Linked DNA regions of Mus musculus: regions 2 and 3 are each linked to region 1. A link is a loop called in an ENCODE intact Hi-C map of the cell type or tissue named here. Cell type or tissue: left cerebral cortex. All regions are shown on one strand.

Region 1 (8,000 bases):
TGAACAGTGAGCCACCATGTGGTTGTTGGGAATTGAACTCAGGACCTCTGGAAGAACAGTCAGTGCTCTTAACCACTGAGCCATCTCTCCAGCCTGACTCATCAGCTCCTTAAAGTCTTGTTTCTTGTGCCCTTCCCTTTTAAAACTCTTGGAAGCTAGATATTTCAAAAAAGGTGCTCAGAAGGTTGATATACTTGCTGCCCAGCCTGTGATCTAAGATCCATTCCTGGAACTTACATGGTTGAAAGGAGAGACCCAACTCCTGAGAGTTGTCTTCTGATGTCCATATTCTGTGGCATGCAGGCAGCTCCTCCCCCCCACCCCGTCAACCCCTCCCCCCCACCCCGTCAACCCCTCCCCCCCTTTAAAAGTCCTTATGAAAAGAATTTTCATTGGTTGTAAAAACTAATTTAGATTTACTTTTATTTGTGTGTATACATGTGTATCTGTGTGAGTGTGTGACCTACATCATGTGGCAGTCTCCTTGGAGGCTGGAAGAGGCATTGGACCACTGGAGTGGAGTTAAAGATGTTGCTGAGAGCCCACTTTGGGTCTTCTGGAAGAGCAGCAAGTAACTGCTGAGCCATCCTTCAACCTGGGAAGCTAGCTTAGCAATGCTTGCTTTAGTATGGCTTTTCACTCCTGGCTATTTTAGTTCAGAAGAAGAGAAACTACTACACACTTAGTGAAAACAAAAATGTCACAGCAATTGAACATAATACTTGATAACTATGAAAATTCCTTTTCCGAGTAAATACGTTTTCAGCTGTTCTACCCATAGATGGCAGCAGTCCTTCAACTGTGTTGTTGGAGGGATGCTTAGTTGCTCTTGATTCTTCCTAGCCTAACTAATCAGTCGTCCTAGAAATGACAGGCAAGATTAAAGAGATCTAAGGTTTGGAGTATGAAGAATAGTTGATTCTAAAATTTAAAATGGCTTTTCCTTTTCTTAGCTGAATGTTAGAAGTATGTTTACACTTACATATTAATTTATTTTCATATGTGTACATGTCTGTCCAAATAAGGTAAAAGGCACGTGTGGAGCTCAGACAACTCCAATAGTCATTTCTCTCCTACCATGTGCGTTTTCAGGGATTAAACTCTCTCAGGTCATTAGGCTTGGTGGCAAGCACCTTTACCCAACATGGCCTTCTTGCCAATGTAGAGGTATATATAATTTTTTTTAATATACATATATATTTTTATTAGGTATTTTCCTCCTAGAGGTATATTTTTAATTCTTACTTAAATTTGGAACTTCAAAATTATGGTTCAAGGAGGTAAAGTATGCTTTGACTCATTATCTATGTAACTTATTTTCTGCACTGGGGGTAGATTGAGTTTTTCTTTCGTTTTTGGTTTTGTTATTTGTTTTGTCTTGGTTTTGCTTGCTTTGAGATGAGGTGTTGCTCTGTTACCCAGGCTGGGAGTTCCTGGGCTGAAGCTCTTCCCCTGCCTCAGCCGCCTATGCAGCTGGTATCAGGGGCTGCACGTCCATGTCTACCTTTTCTTTTCTTCTGGTTTTGAGACAGAGTCTCAGTATGTAGACTGGGCTGCCTTGAACTCACAGAGATCCCCCTGCCTGTGCCTCTAGTGTTAGGATTGAATGTGTGTGGCAGCATACCCAGCATTTGTTTTGATTCTTAGTAATATTGTTATTATCCTAGTTTTAAAGAATATGCATTTTGAATTTGCAGTACAGATTCTTTTCTACTCCATTACAGAATCTAATCTACAGATTCAACCTCTCTGGTTTGTCCACTCAGAAAATGTTAAAATCTCAGGACATGTGGGCAGAGGCAGACAAATCTCTGTGAATTCGAGTCTAGCCTGACCTGCATAGCAAATTCCAGCCAGAGAGAGAGAGAGGGAGAGGGAGGGAGAGAGAGGGAAGTTGGGAGGGAGGGAGGGAGGGAGGGAGGGAGGGAGGGAGAGAGAGAGAGAGAGAGAGAGAGAATGTCAAGAAACTGCTGTGTAAAATGTGACAATTTGATATTGAGAAGTAAAATAAATTTTGCTAATTAATATCCAGTGTTATTCTCAATAAAGAAACTTGTTTTTTCTTATGTTTTCTTTCTCATCCTCTTTCAAAGTCTTTTATATCAGTAACACTAAGCTCCAGGCTTCTAATAACAGAAAATAATTCTTCAGTAACAATGCTGTACAAGTGAGACATAGAGTACTTAGGATAGTCTTGTGAAGATTCCTCTTGTAGGAGCAGAGCAGTAAAGAAGCTGATGGAATACTCCAGTTAATTAACTAATAAGCTCGTACCTAACATGACCATAAGTTTGATGGACTAACTATTCACTTGGATTTCTTAATTAACATGAACAGTTTATAATAGCATCTTTAAAAAACTAGAACTTAATATTGCATTTTGAAGCATTGCATAGATACAACACCTTAAACAAGAGTTGAAACATATATTCATAGTATGTTGTAATGAAATATAGCCTTAATCTGTATCAATATACAAAATCCAAACCAAATGTAAATTTTTTTTTTTTTTGAGACAGGGTTTCTCTGTGTAGCCCTGGCTGTCCTGGAACTCACTCTGTAGACCAGGCTGGCCTCGAACTCAGAAATCCACCTGCCTCTGCCTCCAAGTGCTGGGATTAAAGGCGTGCGCCACCACGCCCGGCTCCCAAATGTAAAATATTTGGTTCGTTAATATTCTTTGGTCTAAAAGTAGATTCAACAATCTACCCCTTTATCCTATTATTTCTAACTTCTCTCTCTTTCTCTAACACTAGATAGGAGAGAGAGAGACGGACAGAGGAAAGAAACAGAAATCCCTGAATCTAACCTCTCTGACCAAGACCACTAATAATCCTCCCACTGAGTAACCAAATCCACCCACATCAATTTTTGGGAATGAGATGCCATTCTCTTAAAATTGCTTCCTGCAATCTGGGGGTGTCAGCCCCTTTTAGGAGTCTGTATAAAATTGGGACATGGCCAGTCTCAAGAAAGCTAGCTGTAACATTTGTTGTCCAGTCCCTCTGTGATGGGAAAGTGCAGGGCTTAAATGAAGTCCTGACTGTTTGGCTGGAAGTAGCAGGATGCTGGAATAAATATGTCTCAGCATCCTTCTCAGCGTCCTTCAGGGTGAGTCTTGTCAGGGCCGCTCTAACATCACTGGGGTTTGGTTGTTTGTCTCTGTGAACCTACAAGCTTTTAACTGTAATACACATTTTTGCATGAATGCATGTTTGGCATGTTAAAGGTGATTCTTTGAGCAGGCAAAAGTTAGTTTGAACTATATAACCAACCTGTAATACAAATTTTCATCGATGCCATTTGAAGGATGGCATGTAATAATTCCTGAAGATTCTGTAGCCAACAAGATCTGTTGGCTTTACAGAGACACTGTCATGTGTCAGCCTGTCTCAGAAATGTTCCCACGTCCAGAGGCAGCACAAACTTTACCTGTTTTATTCTTCTTGGTTTCTCCCATCCTGCTATAGGCTATAGGCAGGATGGGACCTTCAGGAGGTCTGTCAGATCTAATCTTTATTATGATGGAACCCCTAGCTTTTCTTCTGTTAAAACCAAGGCAAAACCTCTTCTCTAACGTAACGTATTTCCTACCTTCCATTAAAGACATCCTTATAATATATAGGTTGGTTTATTTCCATTAAAGACATCCATATAATATATAGGTTGGTTTATTTCCATTAAAGACATCCTTATAATATATAGGTTGGTTTATTTCCATTAAAGACATCCTTATAATATATAGGTTGGTTTATTTCGGCAATTTTTCCCCATAGCCCAATGTCTCTCAGTAGCTCTTGTGTTTTACTCCTTTGAAGTATAGCTAAATCCTTTCACAATTGTCCAACTTGTAGGATTATGAGATATGCCAGTAATATATTTTCTGCCATAATATCTAAAATATCGTATTCTAAGAATACATATATTAAAGTACCATCAACTTTAGTCTGTAAAGGATTTCCAAGATAGCCACCATCTCTAATAAATGTGCAGTCTCACAATCAGCCTTTTTAGAATTCAAGGCAGAAACATCAAAATCTTGACTACCAATTGTTTGATGTATTAAAATATATACATATATTAATTCTCCAAACTCTATAAAATGAAATATATAATCTATTGTATGACATTGTTCTGAACATAATCTTTATTCTTAACTCAGCATAGTCTCTTTATTTAGGAATTTAATAGGTTGGCATTCTGCAATCTTGTCACAAGGTGGCTCTGTAGGCTTTGGATTGGGTTCCTCCAAAGATCCTTTTTCTGAGAGGATTTTACAATCCGTTTATTATTATTGCTAACACTGGCATTTAATATTTCAATCTTTTCCATTTGTAAGTTTGCTTTCTTTTGATTTTTAAAAAAGGGATATATAAAATTGCAATTATTATTGAAAAATAATTATTTGTATGCTGATAAGTGATGGGGTCTAGATGCATTGTGTCATTGTGTTTTCCATTTTTTAACGCAGGAGACATTTTTCTTTTTAATCTTTCTCTTCTTAATGACTTTCCAAGTATCTTATGAAGTCTGTTGAGTTTTCAGTTTTTCTATTTCCATGTATCTGTAGCTGGTGCCTGCCAAGTCTCCCAGCCACTCAGCTAACTCTTTGCACTGGCTGTTAGCTTCTTGTTCCACCCCTTTGGTCAGTCCCTCTCTTTGTCTGACTCCGAACTGCTTCAGGCTGTGTTTTCCCCACTGGCTGCCTAGCTCTCGTTTTCATGCTTTCCAACCCTTCTCTGGAACCCTGTTGTGCTTGGGAGATGCTCTGAGGCTCCAGTACCCGCCAGCTGAGTTAGCTCATGGGCCTCCTCTTAAAAGAGCCTCTCAGGCTAGGAAACTGCTCCAGGAGGTGTGTGGAAACACAGGGGTTTTTCTCAGGCTCTAAGTCTGGATTCTCAGAAGCCAAAAGGGGTGTTCAGCCAGATACAGAGGTTGATGATAAATGACTGTCAAAAATACTCCAATATCATTTTGGCTCTCTATCTGTAACATTCTAACTCTCCACTGACTTGAAATTCTGAAGTTCAGATCAGTACAGAAGGTACATTTGGCCTCGCCTCCCCTCCCCTCCCCGCCTCCCCTCCCCTCCCCTCCCCCCTCCCCTCCTCTCCCCTCCCCTCCCCCCCTCCCCTCCCCTCCCCTCCCCTCTCCCCTTTCCCCTCCCCTCCCCTCCCCCCTCCCCTCCCCTCCCCTTCCCTCCCCTCCCCTCTCCTCTCCTCTCCTCTCCTCTCCTCTCCTCTCTTTTTTTAAAAGATTTATTTATTTATTATATGTAAGTACACTGTAGCTGTTTTCAGACATGCCAGAAGAAGATATCAGATCTTGTTAGGATAGTTGTGAGCCACCATGTGGTTGCTGGGATTTGAACTCAGGACCTTCGGAAGAGCAGTCAGTGCTCTTAACTGCTGAGCTATCTCTCCAGGCCCCATTTGGCTTTTTCAAGGAACTTAGATTTTGCATCGTATAACAATCCAGATTGTATAGTGGTTTTGTATGTATATTGAGTTCTGAAGATCTACTTTACTGTTCTCCTAGGTCACATAAATCAGGCTCTACTACAATTGTAGACTCAATTTCAAATGAAGCTTTTGTTTCCCTCTTATGGGTACCGGTTGGAGGGTTTACTTGCTTGCTTTTAGTATAGTGTCTCATTTGGTGGCCCTAATTGGCTTCAAACTTGCTAACATCCTCCTACTTCTGCCTCCCAAGTACTAGGATTAAAAGCTGATTTGTGTACGGGCATGTTACATACATGTGTGCTTGAAGGCCAGGAACATGCATCAGTTACCTTGCTATATTCTCTGCTAATTTGAATGCATGAGGCAGGGCATCTCCCTGAACTTGGAGCATGCATATTTTCAGCTATACTAGAAGCACTAACAGTTCCTCTCTCCCTAATTCCCTCAGAACTGGGCTTACAGGTAAGTATGCATGGTGTGCCCAGCTTATTATTTGATGGGATTCAAACTCCTGACCTTACAGCTACACAGCAAGCACTCTTAACCAGGGTGCCATCTTTCCAGCTCCCAAAGTGCTTACCACGTAGGAAAAAAGCTGTTCATTTTTCTGACAGTAAGAAATTGTCAGTTGTCAGGTTAATCCTCAATTGCTGATCACTTACTTGAATCTACACTGTGACATCATGTCAGGAGTCAGGGTACTGCTGTTCTAAGATGCTAAGATAGAATTAAACCAAAGATACTAGTGATTGCTTAGATGATCATCATTAAGAGCTCTTGACGGCACTTCTTCCCCACATGTTAGCCAAAAGCATCCTGTCTGTCTGTCTATTATATGGGTCTTTTACCTGCATTTGTGTCTATGCACCATTTGTGTACCTGATGCCTGAAGAGGCCAGAAGAGAGCACTGGACCCGTGGAATTGGAGTGGGTGAATTACGGGTGGTTGTGAGCTGCCATCACCATGTGGGTACAGAGAATCAAAACCAGGTCTTCTGGAAGAGCAGCCAGTGCTCTTAACTCCATCTCCAGCTCCCCCTTCCTTTTTAAAAAGTTGCCTTTTAAATATATATGCTTATTTTTTTGAGACAGGGTCTCACTATGTAGCCCTAGCTGGCCTGGAATTCTAGATCAGACTAGCCTCAGGCTCACAGAAATCCTCCTGCCTCTGCTTCCCCAGGGCTGGAATTAAAGGCTTGAATAAAATTTTATTTTCTTGTTACCAACTTTACAGATTATAAGCACACCGCAGAGAATTGCCAATTCAGGAAGTGTTCTGATTGGGAATCCATATACCCCTGCACCCGCAATGGTCACTCAGACTCACATAGCTGAGGCTGCTGGCTGGGTTCCCAGGTAAGAGTGTCAGAAATTACTGTTTCTAAGCCTCCCACCCCCTTACTAGCTTGCTGTCTTATCTTCTTCCTACTCCCTCTTTTTACATTTTACATGTATTTATTTTGTAAATGTGCACACATAATACAATGGAGTCTGTGTGGAAGTTAGAGGAGAACTTTGAGAGTCAGTTCTCTGTCCATTGTGTGAGTCCTAGAGATCAAGCTTAGTTTCCCCATCTTGCCATCAGGTGCCTCTATCTGTCATCTCACCACCCAGAGATGTAATTATGTATATGTGTGTATGTAGGGGGTGGAGTATGTGACCAAGGGTACAGGTGCCGGCTGAGTCTAGAAAAGAGCATTGGCTCCCTGGAACTGGAGTTACAGGCGCTTGTGATCCACCTAACGCTAATGCTGGAAACTAGGGAACTGCGGTCCCTAAGAAATCTGCATGGACTCTTAACAGCAGAGCTGTCTCTCCAGAAGGTTCTTTTGGTTTTTGTTTTTGTTTTTCCGAGACAGGGTTTCTCTGTGTAGCCCTGGCTGTCCTGGAACTCACTTTATAGACCAGGCTGGCCTCGAACTCAGAAATCCCCCTGCCTCTGCCTCCCGAGTGCTGGGATTAAAGACAAGTGCTACCACGCCGGCTTTTTTTTTTTTTTTTTTTTTTTTGGTTTTCTGAGGCAGGGTTTCTCTGAGTAGCCATGATTGTCCTGGAACGCACACTGTAGACCAGGCTGGCCTCGAACTTAGAAATCCACCTGCCTATGCCACTTGAGTTACTGGGATTAAAGGCATGAGCCACCACTGCCCCGCCAGAAGTTCTTTTTTCAAAGTTTTGTGTCTGTGTGTGTGATGTATGTGTTTATGTTTGCATGAGCATATGTATTTGTGAATATACATGTGTGTGTGTATATACACATATGAAGGCCAGAGGTTGACATGGGGTGTCTACATTGATTGTTTGCCATTGTATTTACTAAGGGGTAGTTTTTTCTTGAAGTCAACTTGCTGATTTGGCTAATCTACCTCACCAGTTTGCCCCAATAATCCCCTAACTTGGACTCTAGAGTAAATGCTGGAATTACAGGCAGGTCACCCTAAAGACATACCTTTTATGTGAGTGCTAGGGTGTGGTCCTTGGGTTTGCATGGCAAGTGTCTTATACTCTGAGCCTTTTCTCCAGCCCTGTGTTCTCTTG
Region 2 (8,000 bases), 210 kb after region 1:
CTGTTAGACCTTCTGTGTTTGTATTCCTCTGTTTTGTGTAAGAATCCAGTAACCTCTTTGTACCTAGCTGGTGTGTCACCCAGCTTCCTTATTGTCTTCTGTATAAAAGGTTTGATGCTCGATTTGACAAATTACATTCAGATTCTACACAACCTCTCCTGTGTGCATCTGTCTGTCATTCCATCCCACTCTTTGCCCACCTGCCCCAGAGACCCGTTCCACGCAGACAAAGGGATACAGAGGGTCTGCGGCATCCCTGAAAACACCGTATCATAAAAGGACAAAGACCTTTGAGAGATGATCAAGGTAGCACATCTGAATATGTCTGGTCTTACTTATTTATTCATTTATTTATCTCTACATGTACATATTCAAGTGGTCTGGGTGTACATGTGCGTATATATGTCAGCTGTAATTCCCCGGGATCTATCTACCTTGATGAGTTTTTAGGTTCTCTGAGATTTCGTTCAGTACATTTTGATCATATCCATTCCTTCCCCCAACTCCTTTCAGGTCCATTCTTCTTCCCTATCCACTTATGGGAACCCGTTTCTTATGGGAACCCGTTTCTTTTTTTTTTTTTTTTTTTTAAGATTTATTTATTTATTATATGTAAGTACACTGTAGCTGTCTTCAGACACTCCAGAAGAGGGAGTCAGATCTTGTTACGGATGGTTGTGAGCCACCATGTGGTTGCTGGGATTTGAACTCTGGACCTTCGGAAGAGCAGTCGGGTGCTCTAACCCACTGAGCCATCTCACCAGCCCGGGAACCCGTTTCTTATGGGAACCCATTTCTTATGGGAACCCATTTCTTATGGGAACCCGTTTCTTATGGGAACCCGTTTCTGCTGCCTGCATACTCTTGGGTGTGGGGCCATCCATTGGAACACGGTCCACTTACCAGGGGCCACACCTTTAAAGAAAACCGGCTCACTTATTCACAGGTTCTTGGCCCCAGTCATGGTGCCAAGCATGGGACTCATCTTGTTGGGTGGGCTTTAAGTCCAATCACTCACTCCCATGACACTTGTGGGTATGTCTTGCCATTATCATAGCTGGGAAGGTTCACAGCTGAGTGAGAGTGATGACTGCTCTGTCGTCCAGTAGGGATAATACCTCTGGGCCAGTACTAGCTTGATTTCTCCAAGTTCTAATGACTCAAATAAAGTGATGTTGTCAGCAACAGGGTCTTATGATCGAGCTCTGGAGGGCAACTAATAATCCATAACACTGAGGGTCTATGGGAGTTCCCTGGCCAATGACTCCAAAAGTAACCTTTTTGGGCACTGGACTTTGTGTTTGTTGTCTGTGGTGTCTGGGGACATTGTTGGCCCATTATAGAGTTAGTCCGTTTAAACTCTTTATATATGTATATGAATATATTTTAGGAAACTTCTAGGAGGTTTTTAAATACGACTTTTCCAAAAGTCCTTTGGTGTTAGTGATCCTCCTCATGTTCTCTCCTCTACCCCGTCCTCCCATCCCCAGTCCCTACCCTCCCCCCCCTCTGAGACAGAGTACCTCACTAGGACCAGGCTAGGCTCACTGTCCAGGGAGCCCCAGGAAGCTTCTGTCTCCACCTCCCCAGCTCTGGGATTATAAGTGACACCACTTTCTTTCTTTTTTTTTTTTTCTTTTTGGTTTTTTTTTGAGACAGGGTTTCTCTGTGTAGCCCTGGCTGTCCTGGAACTCACTTTATAGACCAGGCTGGCCTCGAACTCAGAAACCCACCTGCCTCTGCCTCCCGAGTGCTGGGATTAAAGGCGTGTGCCACCACGCCTGGCGATACCACTTTCTCTATGTAGTCTCCTGACTATCCTAGACCTTGCTCTGTAGACCAGACTGGCCTCAAACTCACAGAGATCCTTCTGCCTCTACCTCCCGAGTGCTAGGACTAAATAAAGGTGTATGTCGCCAACACCACGCTGGCTCTGACTGGTTTTAAAACAATGAGCCTTTCTCATCTCATTTATTTGGATTTCTGAGGCTCAGTCTGGGACTTCCTAAGTGGATGAGGGTTGTGTAGTTTTGTTACTTGGCAGTCTTAACGCTGTGGGAGGAAGGTCTGATTGAGACTGTTGAGTGTCCTGGTGGTATACAGGAATTTTCTGTTCTCTGGTAAGTCAGCAAAAAGCAATTAAGAGGGCTGGAGAGATGGCTCAATGCTTAAGAGCACTGACTGCTCTTCCAGAGGTCCTGAGTTCAAATCCCAGCAACCACATGGTGGCTCACAACCATCCATCATGGGGTTTGATGCCCTCTTCTGGAGTGTCTGAAGACAGCTACAGTGTACTTACATATAATAAATCTTTTTTTAAAAAAAGCAATTAAGAAAGAGAGAGGTCAGAGCAAAACGCACAGCTGTAATCCCAGCACAAGGGAGGCAGGAGCAGGTAGGTTTCTATGAGCTGGGGGGGTGGGGAGGGAAGGGGGAGAGAAAGAAAGGAAGAGAGAGAGAGAGAGAGAACAGGGCAATGATATTCATCTTAATGCATTTAATTGGTGTTATCGATTTTAATTGTGTTTAATTAGTGTTTTTATTGGGGTGCTTCTATTACTTCGGAGAACTCAGAAGTCTCTCATCAATGCACTTAGCACCTGTCCTGAGACATTGCGCAGCACACATTGCCCTAAGTTTCTTTATGAGGGATAACGACCTTTTCTAGATCTGGGCTAATAAAACAAAATACATAGGCAGTGGCTCTTTAAAATGAGCAGAGGTCAGAAACATAGCCATGAGTTGTAAGAGCAAATGACTTCCAGCTAGCTTTGGGTGGGATACAGCTGCAAACTAGTTATACTTTCCAGCAATTCAAAAGCAAAGCCCGGAGCAACACTTCCTACTGAGCTGGCTAATGTTGGTTTACCCAATAAACGTGACTACTCAGAGGACAGCAAACGCAGGCAGGCAGCAGTGTCTGTGACATTCATTCCGTCACGGGCTTGACACCTGCCTGCATGCCCTGCTTTTTGTGTTCCGACCTGACGGCTGGTGCCCGGGTTGGCTTAGTGGGTTTGCGCTGCCGGCATTTAGAGTCTCTCTAGCTCCTCATCCTCTCTCTCTCTCTACAACTGTGGACTACTTCTGTTTTAGTTTTTGAGGCAGTTTCACATTGTGTACCAGATTGGCCTGAACTCACTAGATAGCCCAGGCTGGCCTTGAACTTGTGGCAATTCTCTTGCCTCAGCGTCTCAAGTAATATTAGGATGATGGTATGAGCCACTATGTTCTGGGTCAGAAATAGTTGTGTTTAAAAAATACATAAAGAAGAAAACAAAGCAAAACAAAACAACAACAACATCAACAACAAAAAAGGCATGGTAGCTCACGCCTGTAATCTCAAGGAGACAAAGGATTGCCAGAAGTTTAAGCCCAGTCTGCCAGTCTGATATACAGAGTAAGACCAAGCCTCAAAACTAACTAACTAAATAGACGACACACATACAAGCCCGGGTGGGGAGAATATTTACTCATTGGATGGTAGTAACAATGCTGATATTTTGGTGTACAGCAGTCTAGGTTTTTGTTTTTGCTTTTTTAAGATTTATTTATTATTATACATAAGTACACTGTAGCTGTCTTTGGACGCACCAGAAGAGGGCATCAGATTTCATTACAGGTGGTTGTGAGCCACCATGTGGTTGCTGGGATTTGAACTCAGGACTTCTGGAAGAGCAGTCAGTGCTCTTACCTCCTGAGCCATCTCGCCAGCCCGCAGTCTAGGTTTTTAAATGCATGTGCACACTTCTAAATTTCTGTATCAAAAGTCCTCTACCTATTACTTGTAAACAGCTCATTTCGTAACAGTGCTATTAAATATTTGCCCCATTAAAAAAGAAAGTTCAGTTTTACGCAGTGGAGAGTAAGCATATGCAAATCCTCTTCTTCCTCCGGGCAGCCCTGGCACCTAAGAGCAGACATGAGGCTCCTGGCAGACCCGCAGCAGGCCTGCAGGAACACGAATTCAGCAGGGCAGAGGAGCTGAGGCAGTTTTCACTAATGTTTGAGAGATGATGTTGTCTTACTGCTTGCCTCGTGACACAGCCATCATCCGTTTGACTGTGGGTTAGGGGAGGATGGCCTAGACCCTAAACTCTGGGATCGAAGGCGCCATTAATTTCCACTGAGGCCCACGCTTCATCTTGCGCCCCCTGGTGGCTGCTACTCAACTGTGCAGACGCTGAAGATTTTACCTTTTTCTTCTTTTTACGCCTCCTATTAGATTTCTTGCTAAGTTTCCAGATAGATCTGAAGGTGTCCGAAGAGATCCGGGGAGTGACTGTAACTTTTAAGGGTGGTAGTTTACCTGGGCAGAGAGAATAAGCAAGAATGAGGAGAACGGCTAACGCTGTTCAGGGCTGCTCGGATGGTCCGAATTCCATCATTAGAGTTGGCTCCTTGCTAAAGCCGGGCATGGTTGGTACTCATCTGCAGTCTTTGGACTCCAGAGGCTGAAGCAGGAAGACTAGCCTCAATTACATACAAACATATATAGCCAGCTCAAGGTCACCCTGGGCTACAGAGATCCTGTCTCAAAAAAAAAAAAAAAAAAAAAAATCAAGACCTCAACTAGAGGAAGAGGAGAAGATGAGGGAGGGAAAGAAAAAGGCATAAGCAAACCAAACTCACTTGTTACCAAGTAAGTAAGTTATTCTGATTTCGTGAAAGGAGAATTAGAAATTGTTGACTTGCAAATAAATGGTAGGAAGAGAGAAAACACTGGAAGAACATTATTTTTTATAATTAGTGTTTCCATTGTCTTTTAAGGTTTAAAACGATGCCTTTAGGGTTAAAGTCCAAGTGAGTCACCCTGTAAAATCTTAGCAGCTACCCCCCCTTTTTTTGAAGACTCTTCACTGTGTTCAAACATAATTAAAGTGCTCCGTCAGAAACAGCCCATAATGACTCTAGCTCATGACATACACGCATTAAGGCTACTCACGATGCACACTTAGACTAAGTTTCAAAACTGCTGATTTCCTAAGCCATAGATTGCTTTTTAATGCTGTTTAAATGAGTACTTTCATTTTCAGGTGGGCGCGCCATAATTAGCCTCTCATTTATGTAAATTGAGCCATTTACTAAGCGTGGAAGACGTTTTCCATCCCAGAGAGGTACTGAGTGAAAAATCACTTCCCATCCTGTCACCAGAGGCTGTCTGTCCTTACGCTCCCTGCACTAATGCTGTGGAGATTGCCAGCAGCCCAATAATGGGTTTTTACTACCAGGTAGGATGAAGGGGTGGCGTCGGCACCAGGAAAACCAAAGCGCTTATCGCACTTACAGTCAGGTTTAACAGAATTATCCTGCTGGACCTCATGCCTGCTCTAATGGAACAAGAAGTGGGTGTTCTGTTCCTCTAAAAGAAAAGGATAATTGAAAAAAAAATCTTAGAGTCATTTAATTGGTCATTAAAGATGCATGGCTTTGGTTTGAGGTGGAGCAGCACAGCAGACCACACTCCTGTGACCCTCTTTTACAACACTGCCGGGGAAGGAAAAATGTGACCTCTGACCTTTTTACTGGAGAAATGACAGCATGCTGGCGCTGCTGAACTCTCCCCCACTCAGCCTGACCCAGAACTGAGTCCTCCTCCCTCTCACTTTAAAATCTGTCCATGTCTTACATCAAGCTGCATTGAAAATGGCATTTCTTGCTCTCCCCTGTAGAAGCAGCTAGAAGAGCTGTCACCAGTTCTGGCGATGCATACTAAAAGAGAGGCTAGGGGTGGTCACTGTTAAGTGACCTCCCTTCTCTCCTTTTCGAAGGGTTACACGGCCATAGGACACTCAGCACTGCCTGCCAGCTAGAGCCAGACTTAGAGACTTAGACTTCAGTGACTTAGAAGTTCCCTGTGATCCTTGCTCATGTGCTACCTCCTCCTCCCCTCCGTCCCTCCCCTTCTCCCCCCTTCTTCTCCCCCTCCCCCACACTCTTCATGGTATCCTTAGATAGCCCAGGATGGCCTCCAACGTGAAAGGCTCCAGTCTCAGCTCTCCAGTGTGGCTCAACTATGGTCTTAGCATGGTTGTTACTTCCGTTTTACAGTTGATTTTTGTACTTTAGGTTGGGTTGAGAGGAGACTAGAGAACAGGAGAAAACTTTCTTGGAGAATAAGAAAGAAAAAAAAAAACCCAAAAGCAACAGAGAAAAAATTCATAAAAAGCGAAAACAAACAAACAAACAAACAAACAAACAAAAAAACAGTAAAACCCAGCTGCGCTGGGAGGCATGCTGTAAACCAGCTACTTCAGAGGCTGTGAGTAGATTGCCTAGAAATCATTACTCAAATGATCCAAGGGTACACACAGCATTGCAAACGTTCTTGAGCTCTGTACGAGTCTCAGCATGTTGGCACAGTGGTAGCTAGCCTGCGACAATTCACAGATGAGATTTCTTATTTAAACACCAAGAGACAACAACATCGAGACACTTGCGACTGGTTCAGGGCCTGAGGGAAGGGCATGAAACCTCACCCGTCTTCCTGACTCTCAGTGCTTCCAGGATGTCCACTGCAGCCGTTTCTCCCAGGACATTGTTCCCAAGGTCCATCTCTCTTAAGTGAGTTGAGTATTTGATCAAGCTGCAAAGAGAAAAGGATGAAACGAAAAGGCTTTGAGCCCAGCACGGCTCACGGTCCCTCAAAGGAAGGCAACCCTAATTTCAGAAAATTACCTCCATCTTATAAGACTTCATAGTCATTTATACTTTATATACCAGTAAGAAGTCAAAGCAAAGCTGGGCGTGGTGGCACACGCCTTTAATCCAAGCACTTGGGAGGCAGAGGCAGGCAGATTTCTGAGTTCGAGGCCAGCCTGGTCTACAGAGTGAGTTCCAGGACAGCCAGGGCTACACAGAGAAACCCTGTCTCAAAAAAATCAAAAATAAATAAATAAATACATAAATAAAAGAAGCCAAAGCAATGGGAGAGATTGACAAGGACTTGATAACTTTCAGTCTGTCAAATAAATGACAACTCTGACCTGGTGATCTTTATTTATTTATTTATTTTTGGTATAGGGTCTCTACGTAGTCCAGGCTGTCCTAGAACTTGCTCTGTAGACCAGGCTGGCCTCAAACTCATAGAGATCATCCCGCCTCTGCCTCCTAAATCCTGGGATGTCAGGCTTACCAGGCAACATTATAAACAGACAAATATTTTCACATACAATTAAGAAAGGCAAGTCTGAGAATAAAGACTTTGAAATCCAATGGATCTAGCTTTGTGAAAATAAAACCATTATTCTTCTCCTACCCAACAACTCTGGGCTGATTCTCCTTAGTTATCTGAGATCAGCCGAGACCAGGAATGTTAAGGATGTGGTGGCTGTTGGATTTTCCTGATTTCTTGGTAGGTCATTGAAGATCCTGGTGGTGTTCTGTTGGCTGGTTTTCAGGAGTCCTTGGCTCACCTCTGCCCTTTCCTTGATCATGAGATCATGAGCAAGCCATGGGCCCTTGTGGACCTCACTTTCTGTCTGTAACCTGGCCTGAGAGGGGCTGTGTGACCTGTCTTGGAGGTTGCAGTGAAGACAGAGCAGTCATTTCCTGAAGGCACATTCAGTACCACAGGGACTGAAGGAAAGTTAACTGATGCTCTGATATAAATTATAATGTTATCATCAAGAGATCACTCCTGAATTGTTAACGCCTATGAGGGCTTGACCTTTCGCTTCGGGTTAACTCAACTTTAACATTGACTCTGCTGCTCAGTCTACACACTCTCCGCTGACTTGGTGGATGGAACTGAAGCCAGCCCTATGTAGCACTACCAGACTCTTCCTAGCTCTCAAGGAAGTCATGTGTCGAGGACTCTAACACCTTCAGCTTCCAGATCTATCCATGTTCTTCAGACTAGATGGATTAAAACAGGATACTGGGGCTGGAGAGATGGCTCAGTGGTTAAGAGCGCTTGTTGCTCTTGCAGAGGACTCAGGTGCAGTTCCTAGCTCCTACTTGCTGGCTCACAAGCATATGTAATCCCCCTGTTCCTGGGG
Region 3 (8,000 bases), 530 kb after region 1:
TAAATATGCTTGGCCCACAGAAAGAGGCAGTATTAGGAGGTGTGGTCTTGTTAAAGGAAGTGTGTCACCTCGGAGGCAGGACTTTGAGGTCTCATATAGATGCTCAAGTCTGGCCCGTGAGACGCAGTATCCTCCTGGCTGCCTTCACATCAGGATGTAGAACTTTTGGTTCTTCCAGCACCAAGTCTGCTGCATGTTGCCTTGCTTCCTGCTGTCATGATAGTGGACTGAACCTCTGAAACTGTAAGCCAGGCCCAATTAAATGCTTGCCTTAATAAGAGTTGCCTTGGTCATGGCGTCTCTTCACAGCAATAATAAAACCTTAACTAAGGAGCTTGCAAGTATTTTGCATTATGTTCTTTGTATCTGTGTTCTTCAGGGATATTGACCTAAAGTTTTTCTTTCTATCATTCCTTTCTTTCTTTTGTCTTTATCTTATTTTAGTGCTAGCATAATACTGGCTTTAAAAAGGAAGTTTGAAGTGGGGTGGTAGTGGTGCACGCCTTTAGTCCCAGCACTGAAGGAGGCAGACACAGACAGATCTCTTTGAGTTCCAGGCCAGCCTGGTCTACAACCAGGGATATATGGAGGAACCCTATCTCAGAACAAAAGAGAAAGTTTGTAAGTTTTAGTTCTATTTCCATTTTATGGACAGGCTTGGAAAGCAGGGCTTATAGTTCTTGTTTTAAGATCTCATAGATGTCTGCTGTGAATACATCTGGACCCGGGGGGTTTGTTGTTGTTGGGAAAGCTCTTACTATTGCTTTGATCTCCTTCCTGGGTCCAGGTCTGTTGAAATGATTGATCTTATCTCGGTTTAACTTGGGTCAGTCAGATGCAGTTAAAAGTTCATTCACTTCTTTAATGTTTTCCAATTTTAAAAGTACGCATTTGTAATTTTCTGGATTTATTTTGTGTCTCTGTTCATTTTTAATTTTATTAATTTGGACCTTCTCTTTTTTCGGCTAATTAATGGTTATTTATTTTGTGAGATTGTACAGTCTATGGCAGTGGAAGGCTTCTAGCCAATGGTAGATATTCAGTAAATGGTAAGTTTTGGTATAACAACCTTTCTGCCATTACCCTTGAACTGTCCACAATTAAAATTTTCTAGTGCTTAATTTGTATGTATAGTCATTATACATATTGGCTGCGAGATCAATAGTCATTGTACAATAACTATGGGGGATTGGTTGCAAGGCAAGTAATCATTATACATATTGGATTGGTTGTAAGATCCTCCATAGCCCAGATGCCACAATGTGATGACGCTCAAATCTCATAGGAGATGGTTTTACATTTGTCTGTAATATATACATGTCCTTCTCTATATTTACATCTCTAGATGACTCTTCCTCTACAGTCTGGATGATAAGCAGTGTTACATTAGGGAATAATGACAAGGAAAAACATCTACATATGCTCAGAAGAAGTGCTCCCCACTCCCAAATATTTTCTCTCCACTGTTGATGGAACTTGAGTGTACGGCTGTGTTTGGCTTCCACAATAAGTAAATAAATGTCCCCATGGTAGAGAAATCTGTGATAAATAAACTCTCCCTTTCCTATAAGTGACTGCAGTTCCCTATCCCTCCAGGTAGATGCCTTGGCACCTAGAATGTGCTCGCCCTCTGCAGTCCCAGGAAGCAGCCTTGGAGGGAACACAGGAAGTTTACAGGGGGTGACTGCTGTAAATGGAGGTGACAAAGCAGATGCTGGACTTTGAAAGTCACAAGGCCTCTGCTGCCCCCACAAGAACTCTGATTTGGGCATGGATCTCTGAGTTATTCCCTGGCTATTGCATTCTTGTTCTGACCAGTCAGTATATGTGGCTGTCCTGGGAAAGAGGTTTGTCCTTTGGCCAATGGTGTTCTCTTTCAGAGCAAGTTCTGGAAAGGCTGAGAGTCCAGTGCTGCCAGCAAGTATAGAAAGCAGTCCTGAAGTGGGGGTTCTGTGTGGCACAGTGCCAACACACCCTCAGCTCTGGTGGAGGGGATTGGGGGAAGGATGTTCACTGTTAGCTCTGTTAGCACCCACTCTTCCTCAGTGTGCTGGCTTGAATTAGATTGTCTCCCATAGGCTAGTATGTTTAAATATGCAGTCCCCAGTTGATGGACCTGTTTGGGAAGGATTAAGCGATGTGGTCTTGTTGGAGGAGTTGTGTCTAGGGGCAAGCTTTGAGATTTGAAAAGCCAGTGGTGAGCTTACTGATTGCCCGGTCTGCCTTCTGTTTGTAGTTCAAGATATGAGTCCTCGGCTGTTGTTATGGCCACCTGCTGCCTGCGACCTCTGCTCCAACATCCTGGAACCTGTGCTGGCTGGTTCTGTGTGTCAACTTGACACAAGCTGCAGTTATCGCAGAGAAAGGAGCCTCCCTTGAGGAAATGCCTCCATGAGATCTAGGTATTTTCAATTAAGGTATTTTCTCAATTAGTGATCAAGGGTGGGAGGTCCCCTTGTGGGTGGTGCTATTCCTGGGCTGGTTGTCCTGGGTCCTGTAAGAGAGCAGGTTGAGCAAGGCAGGGGGAGCAAGCCAGTAAGTAACATCTGTCCATTGCCTCTGCATCAGCTCCTGCTTTCTGTCCTGCTTGAGTTCCAGTCCTGGCTTCCTTTGGTGATGAAGAGCAATGTGGAAAATGTAAGCCGAATAAACCCTTTCCTCCCCACCTTGCTTCTTGGTCATGATGTTTGTGCAGGAATAGAAAGCCTGACTAAGACAAACCCCAAATAAACTCTTCCTTGTGTAAATTACCTTGATCTCAGCAATAGAAAAGTAATTAATGCACTTAAATTGAAGCAGCTTTGACAGGAACAGCAATGTGCCTAATAAACTCACTGCTTCCTTGGAATCAAGGAGCCCCTGTTCTGCCCGTGTGACGTCCGCAGGCATCTGAGATCCTGAGAGCATGCTGGACCCATTTGAAAGGATTGACACATGACTTTATTGCTTAAGCCATGGTGATCAGGTTTGGGTAGCATGAAACCTAACAGTGACCCAGATTGTTCAGGGGACTATTATGCGGTGTCCTGCTTAAGAACATGGTCCTAGCTGTCTCTTGTGACCCAGATGTAGCTGTCTCTTGTGACCCAGATGTAGCTGTCTCTTGTGACCCAGATGTAGCTGTCTCTTGTGACCCAGATGTAGCTGTCTCTTGTGAGACTATGCCGGGGCCTAGCAAACACAGAAGTGGATGCTCACAGTCAGCTAATGGATGGATCACAGGGCTCCCAATGGAGGAGCTAGAGAAAGTACCCAAGGAGCTAAAGGGATCTTCAACCCTATAGGTGGAACAACATTATGAACTAACCAGTACCCCTGAGCTCTTGACTCTAGCTGCATATGTATCAAAAGATGGCCTAGTCGGCCATCACTGGAAAGAGAGGCCCATTGGACACGCAGACTTTGTGTGCCCCGGTACAGGGGAACGCCAGGGCCAAAGGGGGGAAGTGGGTGGGTAGGGGAGTGGGGGTGGGTGGGTAAGGGGGACTTTTGGTATAGCATTGGAAATGTAAATGAGCTAAATACCTAATAAAAAATGGAAAAAAAAAATAAAAAAATAAAAGTAGTAAAAATTTTAAAAAAAAAAAAAAAAAAAAAAAAAAAGAACATGGTCCTAGCCAGGCGGTGGTGCACGCTTTTAATCCCAGCAGAGGCAGGTGGCTCTCTGAGTTTGAAGCCAGCTTGGTCTACAGAGTGAGTTGCAGGATAGCAAGGGCTATACAGAGAAACCTTGTCTTGAAAAACAAAACAAAACAAACAAAACAAACAAAGAGAACATGTTCCTTTAATCCAATTCTGCTTCACACCAGCTAGCTCTGTGAATCACCCAGTCAAACTTTTCTATAAAATGTGAACGATATAATACATTTGTTTTCATGTGTAACTCCTGAGTCACTGGCTTGTTTTACTTTGCCTTAGGCTTTCTCAGATGTTAGCATGGAAAAGCTTGCCTGTGGAAACTCCTCCATGACAGGCAAACAAGGGCAGTTTGTCGACTTCTTAAAACACAAGCGAACCTACTTTTCTATAAGGCAGACCCAACCCTAAAGACCAATAGCTTATTTGATGCTGCCCTCTAGTGGTTGAACACACTATCGCTCGCTACATTGTTTTACTTAAAGAAAAATAAGCCAGGATGGCTGGAATAGTCCCTAACCATTTAGACTTAAATTTGTAACTGCAGCGACCCCCATTTTTAATTTACTGACATCCTTCTCCAAACACAACATCTGGTAGGACTGCTGCAGAGGCCATAGGAAACGCCCCTTACTAAGGCCGCTCAGTCTCTTCCAGGGAATAGAGTGGCCAGAGCCCCTGTGTCTACCTAGGCTGGACTCAAGGCAGACTATTTAGAAAAGCATTCTCCTCTCTTGGAAGACTCACGCAGCCCATGTAGGGAGGCAGGACTCTCACTCGGCTGACACATCTGAAGTCAGCCCCAAGGGTATCCTCCTGCTGAGGGTACCGCAGCCCTGAGGAGTTCTGTTCCTCTTGGTGACCCTTTCCTCACGGATGCTCATCTGTCCCAGCTGTTAGCCAGGCCTCAGCAGCTAGGAGGGCCTGGTCATGCCTGTGTATTCGGCTGATTCCTCATGGACAGATTTGTGACTGAGCTAGCTCCTGGTAGGTGTGAACACAGGGCTACACTCCTGATACTCAGTTGCAAGTCTTGAGCCATGAGGATCGGGCTGGCATCCCACTAGCCACTACTTTACCCTGTGTATCTGCAGCTACATTCTATCTAACACATCAGGGTGACCTACCCAGCCTGGGATGCTGAACCCGCCTCGAGGGGCTTTCTGAAGATTCAGCGAGGCGTGTATCCCCACCTTTCCTGTCCTAGTTCTTGGGTTCTGAAAAAGGGATTTACCGAAGACTTCTTCCAAGTCTAATTCTGCTGAGCCTATGATGAAAGACCTTCGATCAGGTGTTTAGTAGTTTTCTTGGAAAGCCATTTATTATTGCTAATTATTACCACCAGGCCAGCAGCACAGGCCTGTACTCAGGAGGCTGAGGCAGGAGGACCTTGAGGTTACGGTCTGATGGGAGGCTAAGGCCACCTGGGCACATCACTGAGCTCCTCTTTTGAAAGAGGAACACGGTTGTGGATGTGGCTTAGTGGCAGAGTGCTTACCTAGCATGTGCGAGGCCCTGGGTTCGATTCCTGGCACTAAAACGAGTAAACTCTAATTCCAATAGCATATAGTTGAGTTTGTTAAGTCTGTTCAAAGCGAAGCTTGACAAAGAATGCTCAGCCCAGCGTGGTAACGGCCACTTGCAGTTCCAGCACAGGGAGAAAGGAGAGGCAAGGAGCCGAGAAAGGGGCCTGGGGGGGGGGGGCGAGGGGGTAGGGGTCTGTGTATGTGTGTGTGGGGGTGGAACATGAAGTTGAGTAGGAGGCAGAAATGAATCTGGACAAGTTGGAAGATGGGGCTGCATATGGTAAAAAATGTTTTATATGAAATTCTCAAAGAATAAGAATGTTTTTATTTATTTTTGAATTATTTATTTTATTTATATGAGTACACTGTTGCTGTCTTCAGACACACCAGAAGAGGGCATGTGATCCCATTACAGATGGTTGTGAGCCACCATGTGGTTGGTTGCTGGGAATTGAACTCAGGACCTCTGGAAGAGCAGTCAGTGCTCTTAACTGCTGAGCTGTCTCTTCAGCCCTAAAAACGTTTTAAAAACAGCTAAAAAGGGCCGGGCGTGGTGGTGCACACCTTTAATCCCAGCACTCGGGAGGCAGAGACAGGCGGATTTCTGAGTTAGAGGCCAGCCTGGTCTACAGAGTGAGTTCCAGGACAGCAGGGCTATACAGAGAAACCCTGTCTCGAAAAAACAAAACAAAACAAAAAAGCTAAAAAAAAAGTCTGTCATGACACTCTTGAACCTGTACTGACACAAATGTACACACATAAACATGTCACACATAAAAAGATAAATAAAATGTGTTTTAAAAAAGAATATAAAAAGAATATCTATGTTCTATAAAATTTAATTTTTGTTGTTTCTATAAAATATACTAGTCTATTCTGTATTTTATAAAATGAGCTGTCTGTCTCTATCTACACATCTCAAGATGGAAATATCTACAAGACATACTGCTGAAGAAATTAATGAGAAAAACTTCTAAGTTGATGCTAAAGGAAGCAATTTAATAAAAATACATTCTTTAAAAAATTTTTCTAGCACTCAGGAGACAAAGGCAGGTGAATTTCTGTGAGTTTAAGGCCAGCCTGGTTTACAGATCAAGTTCCAGAAACACAGAGAAACCTTATTTCAAAAAACAAAACAAAATTTATCAATCAATTTTATTTTTGTGTTTCCTAGGATGAATATATGTTTACCATTTGTGTGCCTGGTACCCACAGAGGTCAGAGGGTGTCAGATCCCCCAAACCAGAGTTGTGATCATGTGGGTGCTTGGAATTGAACTGAGGTCCTCTGGAAGAGCATCAAGTGCTTATATCCACTAAGCCATCTTGCCAGCCCCCTAAAAAATATACCCTTAAAATCAAGTCCTGGAACAAAAGATCTAGAATGATCTTGTTCCTATTTTTTAATATTTGAACATCCCCATAGAAAATTTCAGAGCCATGTTTGTCCAACAGTTCAAAGTACTGCTTCCAGAAGATGTATATCGAGACATATCTGATGTTGGTCCATTTCCCTATAAAATCCTTAGGCTTTCTAAAATCATTTCTTTTGCATGCTACAATAAGTATCCTGATGCAGGTAGTCTCCAGATAGCTCCAAGTTGAGGGTTGTTTGGTGGGAAGACCACGGCATGCTCAGAGGGTGGAACTTTCACCCCCATCACTCAACCTTCAGAGATGGGAGGGATGTCGTAGTCATATTGATCACCAGTAGCCAAAGACATAATCAATTATGCCTATGCAATGAAATCTTCATAAAAACCTAACAGACAGAGTGTGGAGAGCTGGGCAGCTAGATGCAAGAAATTAATGGACCGTGGCTCAGCAAGACAGTATTGGAAGCTCTGTGCCCCTCCCCCACACCATATACATCTCTTCCTCTGCAGCATCCCTTGTAATAAACTAGTGTTTCCCTAAAGCTCTGTGATGACTCAAGCAAATTGAGCCCAGGGGATGGGTGTGGGTAGACCTAAATTCATGGCCAGTTTGGTCAAGAGGCCCAGGTAAAACCTGCCAACTCAAGCGCAGTCGTGTGTGACAGTTCTGAGTGTTCAACCTGAGGGGTCTGACACCATAGGTACATACGTGTCTCAGGACTGAACCGGAAGGCATCCGGCTGCAGAATCGATTGCTTGTTCTGTGTGGCAGAAAAGCCCATCCACACCCGCCGTCTCAAGTGTATGGAGAGAGCACAGTGGGAGAAACTGAGGCTGAGGCTGAAACTCAGATTGCTTCATCCCTGTAAGGCTGAACTTCACTTTGGAAGCTGTTGCTCGGGATTATTTTCCAGTGTATTTATTCACTTTATGCACACACACACATGCGCACACACACACATATGTATGTAAACATACACTCACACACACACGCACACTCACACACATGCACACACACTCACACACACACATGCACATACACACAAACACACACACATGCACACACATGTATGTAAACATACACTCACACACATACACACACATGTGAACACATGCACATACACATAAACACCACACATACATGCACACACACACACACACACACACACAATGCACACTCACACACGAATAAATACATAAACACAACCTGCTGAGTCCATTTAGGTTGTTAATATATTATGTTTTTAGGGCTGATCACATAGTATTGGACAACCAATTAGAGGACCCATCTCCGGAAAAGATTGGTTTTCCCTCTCTTATTAGTTATTAATTGCTCATAGCTCTTCTAGATATGGTCGTATACCTAATGTATGAACATGTGAGCAAGCATACTGGTGTTTTTGATGCCATGGCCAACAAAGAACTCCCCCTACCGTTCTGTCTCCACCATGGCAGATTATATC

Evidence for each region. A loop is a pair of places that touch in the nucleus more often than their neighbours do. Peaks named below come from ENCODE experiments on the same cell type or tissue, not always from the same donor. Only the 100,000 strongest peaks of a DNase experiment are listed, where the experiment ranks them.
Region 2: a loop joins it to region 1, with 3 times the contacts of the local background. A loop is called at or near these places in 19 of 42 quality-filtered maps.
Region 3: it touches region 1 in a loop (4-fold over the local background); 8 of 42 quality-filtered maps call a loop at or near these places.

Annotation. Positions count from the first base shown.
Region 1 is chr9:96,280,905-96,288,904 of GRCm38, forward strand. It overlaps Tfdp2 (transcription factor Dp 2), which reads left to right. Exons shown (of 13, transcript NM_001184706.1): 5 at 6,697-6,818. Gm39408 (a long non-coding RNA gene) reads left to right here and starts at 2,589. Exons shown (of 2, transcript XR_871038.1): 1 at 2,589-3,705; 2 at 3,746-4,365. In left cerebral cortex, CTCF peaks have their summits at 781 and 4,218 (motif pointing right); a DNase peak (open chromatin) is centred at 4,214.
Region 2 is chr9:96,487,876-96,495,875 of GRCm38, forward strand. It overlaps Gm28729 (predicted gene 28729), which reads right to left. Exons shown (of 11, transcript NM_001370882.1): 9 at 6,480-6,586; 10 at 4,197-4,309. Among named protein-coding and RNA genes, the nearest start is that of Rnf7, 13 kb to the left of the region's middle. In left cerebral cortex, a CTCF peak has its summit at 4,164 (motif pointing left); a DNase peak (open chromatin) is centred at 4,162.
Region 3 is chr9:96,814,671-96,822,670 of GRCm38, forward strand. No RefSeq gene overlaps it. Among named protein-coding and RNA genes, the nearest start is that of C430002N11Rik, 53 kb to the left of the region's middle. In left cerebral cortex, CTCF peaks have their summits at 4,084 (motif pointing left), 5,533 (motif pointing right) and 7,966; DNase peaks (open chromatin) are centred at 4,063 and 7,152.